Regions from separate parts of the Homo sapiens genome. Here region 2 is linked to region 1. Evidence: read pairs that join two places in POLR2A ChIA-PET (ENCODE). Cell type or tissue: PC-9. All regions are shown on one strand.

Evidence for each region. ChIA-PET counts read pairs that join two places held together with the same protein. Peaks named below come from ENCODE experiments on the same cell type or tissue, not always from the same donor. Only the 100,000 strongest peaks of a DNase experiment are listed, where the experiment ranks them.
Region 2: POLR2A ChIA-PET joins it to region 1 with 19 read pairs; 2 of 35 experiments call an interaction of 5 or more read pairs at or near these places.

Annotation. Positions count from the first base shown.
Region 1 is chr9:81,708,316-81,710,815 of GRCh38, forward strand. All of the region lies in intron 1 of TLE1-DT (TLE1 divergent transcript), which reads left to right. Among named protein-coding and RNA genes, the nearest start is that of TLE1-DT, 20 kb to the left of the region's middle. In PC-9, no CTCF peak of the experiment used is centred here; DNase peaks (open chromatin) are centred at 589 and 996; H3K4me3 peaks cover 1,120 bases; H3K27ac peaks cover 1,264 bases.
Region 2 is chr9:82,221,851-82,224,350 of GRCh38, forward strand. The region is part of intron 1 of LOC105376107 (a long non-coding RNA gene); the gene reads left to right. Among named protein-coding and RNA genes, the nearest start is that of SPATA31D1, 230 kb to the left of the region's middle. In PC-9, no CTCF peak of the experiment used is centred here; no DNase peak of the experiment used is centred here.

The DNA of each region.
Region 1 (2,500 bases):
GTTGTGCTAGGCCTAAGCAACTGTTTCTGAACTTTTCCAATAATACTCGTTTTCTACGTGTTAATTATTTCCAAATACTTATTAGCACTAAAGGTATAAAAACTTATGGCATGAAAATTTAAATTTAAAAATTTCTATTTGTTAACCTAATTTGGGCCAGGTGAGGTGGCTCACACTTGTAATCCCAACACTTTGGGAGGCCAAGGCTGGAGGATCACTTGAGGCCAGAAGTTCAAGACCAGCCTGGGCAATAATAGAGTGAGACACTCATCTCTACAAAAAGAAAAAAAAAATAGCTGAGTTTGGTGGCACACGCCTATATTTCTAGCTAGTTGGGAGGCTAACACAGGAAGATGGCTTGAGCCCGGGAGTTGAAGTTTACAGACAAAGTGAGACCCTGTCTCTAAAATTAGATTATAAATAAATAAATAGAATAAAAAGAGAAGGTCAATCAGAAGATATTAGGATCTCTATTACCCAGGAGCAGCAGAAAAGCCTGGGAAGGAAGCACTCTCTCTCTTGAGCTCACAGACAGTAGAAGCAACATAGTATTAGCACGTTTTAGATAAGTACAAGATTTGTCAAGTTGAACAATATATGCTCTGGTTCTTACCTAACATCTTTTTCTTCACTTCTAGTTCTTAAAGATGTTGAAACAGGCCCGGTATGGTAGCTCACGCCTGTAAACCCAGCACTTTGGGAGGCCGAGGTGGGTAGATCACAAGGTCAGGAGGTCAAGACCAGCCTGGCCAAGATGGTGAAACCCCGTCTCTACTAAAACAAAAATTAGCCAGGCGTGGTAGCGGGCACCTGTAATCCCAGCTACTCGGGAGGCTGAGGCAGAGAATTGCTTGAACCTGGGAGGTAGAGGTTGCAGTGAGCCGAGATTGCAACATGCACTCCAGCCTGGGCGACAGAGCCAGATTCCTTCTCAAAAAAAAAAAAAAAAAAAAAAAAGATATTGAAACAGCTTGAAGCAAGACCTGTTCTTTCTAGGGTTCTCAGTCTCTTTTGGAGTTAGTTTCGGTGGGCTTTACCAACGGAAGGGAGAGGTAAACATGGCTGGAGGGTATGCCTGGCAGTAGATTTGGGAGAGGGAATTTCTTCTCCTGCACATCTAAAATGGCTCTAGCGCCCTCTCCCCCTCCCCCTCCCCCTCCCCCTCCCCCTCCCCCTCCCCCTCCCCCTCCCCCTCCCCCTCCCCCTCCCTCTCCCTCTCCGTCTCCCTCTCGCTCTCCGTCTCCCTCTCGCTCTCCCTCTCCCCACGGTCTCCCTCTCATGCGGAGCCGAAGCTGGACTGTACTGCTGCCATCTCGGCTCACTGCATCCTCCCTGCCTGATTCTCCTGCCTCAGTCTGCCGAGTGCCTGCGATTGCAGGCACGCGCCGCCACGCCTGACTGGTTTTGGTGGAGACAGGGTTTCGCTGTGTTGGCCGGGCCGGTCTCCAGCCCCTAACCGCGAGTGATCCGCCAACCTCGGCCTCCCGAGGTGCCGGGATTGCAGACGGAGTCTCGTTCACTCAGTGCTCAATGGTGCCCAGGCTGGAGTGCAGTGGCGTGATCTCGGCTCACTACAACCTACACCTCCCAGCCGCCTGCCTTGGCCTCCCAAAGTGCCGAGATTGCAGCCTCTGCCCGGCCGCCACCCCGTCTGGGAAGTGAGGAGTGTCTCTGCCTGGCTGCCCATCGTCTGGGATGTGAGGAGCCCCTCTGCCTGGCTGCCCAGTCTGGAAAGTGAGGAGCGTCTCCGCCCGGCCGCCATCCCATCTAGGAAGTGAGGAGCACCTCTTCCCAGCCGCCATCACATCTAGGAAGTGAGGAGCGTCTCTGCCCGGCCGCCCATCGTCTGAGATGTGGGGAGCGCCTCTGCCCCGCCGCCCCATCTGGGATGTGAGGAGCGCCTCTGCCCGGCCGAGACCCCGTCTGGGAGGTGAGGAGCGTCTCTGCCCGGCCGCCCCGTCTGAGAAGTGAGGAGACCCTCTGCCTGGCAACCACCCCGTCTGAGAAGTGAGGAGCCCCTCCGCCCGGCAGCCACCCCATCTGGGAAGTGAGGAGCATCTCTGCCCAGCAGCCACCCCGTCCGGGAGGGAGGTGGGGGGGGGGGTCAGCCCCCCACCCGGCCAGCCGCCCCATCCGGGAGGGAGGTGGGGGGTCAGCCCCCCCCGCCCGGCCAGCTGTGCCATCCGGGAGGGAGGTGGGGGGGTCAGCCCCCCTCCCGGCCAGCCGCCCCGTCCGGGAGGTGAGGGGCGCCTCTGCCCGGCCGCCCCTACTGGGAAGTGAGGAGCCCCTCAGCCCGGCCAGCCACCCCGTCCGGGAGGGAGATGGGGGGGTCAGCCCCCCCACCCGGCCAGCCGCCCCGTCCGGGAGGGAGGTGGGGGGGTCAGCCCCCCGCCTGGCCAGCCGCCCCGTCCGGGAGGGAGGTGGGGGGGTCAGCCCCCCGCCCGGCCAGCCGCCCCGTCTGGGAGGTGAGGGGCGCCTCTGCCCGGCCGCCCCTACTGGG
Region 2 (2,500 bases), 510 kb after region 1:
TAAGTGGGAGTTGAACAATGAGAACACATGGACACAGGGAGGGGAACATCACACACCAGGGCCTGTCAGGGGGAGGGGGGCTAGGGGTGGGATAGCATTAGGAGAAATACCTAAGGTAGATTTCAGGGTGATGGGTGCAGCAAACCTCCATGGCAAGTGTATACCTATGTAACAAACCTGCACGTTCTGTACTTGTATCCCATAACTTAAAGTATAATAATAATAAGAAGAAATAGTTTCACATCTTTTGGACACGAAAAAAAAAAAAAAAGACCTAGTCTTTGCTAGCAGAACTGGGTGACTATAGTAAAAACTAGTTGAATTGTACATTTAAAATCATTGAAAGAGTTTAATGGATTGTCTGAAACAGAATGCATAAATGCTTGGGATGATGGATATCCCATTCAACCTGATGTGATTATTATGCATTGCATGCCTGTATCAAAATATCTCATATAACCCATAAGTATACACACCTACTATGTACCACTAGAAATTCTGATTTATATTTTTTAAATTGAATGCATGATCTTGAAGAGATGTTTGCACACACATGTTTGTAGCAGCATTATTAACAACAGCTAAAACTTGGACACAACCTAAGTGTCCATCAACAGATGAATGGAAAAGCAAAATGTGGTAAATACATTCATGAAATATTAATTAGCCTTAAAAAGGAAAAAGATGTGACATATGCTACAACATGGATGAGCTTTGGGGACATTCTGCTAAGTGAAATAAGTCAATCAAAAAGACAAATACTTATATGAAGTACTTAGACTAGTTAAGGCCATTGAAAGACAGAAAGTAGAATGATGGTTGCGAGGTGGTGGGGGTGGGGACAATGAGGAGTTCTTTAAAGGGTATAGAATTTCAGTTTTTCAAGATGAAAAGCATTCTGGAGACTGATTGCTCAACAATGTGAATATACTTAACAATACTGAATTGTATATGTAAATCTGGTTAAGGTGGTACATTTTATGTTACACGCACAAAAGAAGTAGAAACGGAAGTAGATTCTCAACTAGTACACTATTGTCATGTTGGCTGGGACAATTCTTGTTTATGTAGAGCTATCCCTGCACATTGCAGAATGTGTAGCATCCCTGGTTTCTTCTCAATTAATGTGGTAATGTTCTCTAGTTATTGTCACAAACAAAGCAAAATGAAACAGCCCCAAACACTGCCAAGTGCCCTCATGATGATTGGGAGGGTTGGAGTGGATGGCAGCACTGGCCCCAAGCGAGTACCCGTGGATGAGGAAGGCTATAGATAGAAAATAGAAACACTCCAGGCAAATGGAGGAAGCTGTCTTAGCTCCACATCTTCAGTTCCAGAAATATCCCATGGCCTCTGCACAAGCTTAGCATCTTCTTATCCACCATCTAGTTTCTTTTCTCCCTTGCAGTCTCAGCTCAACCATCACTTCTGGGAGACACCTTCTTCAGCTCCTTCACTTCCTGCTTAGGTCAATTTTCCTGTATTATACCCTCAAAGAACACCATGTACCTCACCTTCATAGCACATATGCAGTTGTTTTACATATATTTATGGATTTTGGTCTTACTTATTGGAATAAAAGCTCTGAGAAAAAAGAATGGGTAAAAGATATGAATAGACTTTTATCCAAAGAAGATACACAAATGGCCATTAAGCACATAAAAAGATGTTCAACATCTTTAGTCATCAAGGAAATGCAAATCAAAACCACAATGAGATACCACTTTACAATCACCAAGTGGCTATAATCCAAAAAAGATAACGACAAGTGTTGGGGAGTAGTGGAGAAATTGGAATCCTTATACGCTGCTGGTGGGAATGTAAACTGGTGTAGTCACTTTGGAACAGTCTGGCAGTTCCTCAAGAGGCAAGATACAGAGTTACCATATGACCCAGCAATTCTACTCCTGGTTATATATAACCAAGATAAATGAAAAACATGTTCACACAAAAACCAGCGCACAAATGTTCATAGCAGCATTGTTCATAATAGCAGAAACAAATGTTCATAAACTGATCAATGGATAAATAATTGTTGTATATCCATATAATGAAATATTATTTGACCATACAAAGAAATGAAGTATTGGTGAATGCTACAGTTTGGATGAACCTTGAAAATTCGATGCTATGTAAAAGAAGCTCATCACAAAAGACCATGTATAGTATGATTCCAAAATCCAGAATAGGCAACTCTTTGGAGACACTAAGTAGATTATTGATTGCCTAGAACTAGGAGGTTTGGGGAAATTAGAGTGATGGCTAAAGAGTATCGGGTTTATTTTTGGAATAATGAAAATGTTCTAATACTGATGGTGGAAATGTTTGCACAACTCTGTAAATATGCTAAAACCACTAAATTGTACACTTTAAGTGGTTGAATTTTATGTTAAGTGAATTATATCGCAATAAAGCTATTACCAGAAAAAGTTTAAAAAAGAAAAAAAAACAAAGAAAAGAGGGGACTTTGATCAAAAATACATGTTCCCATTATTCAAGT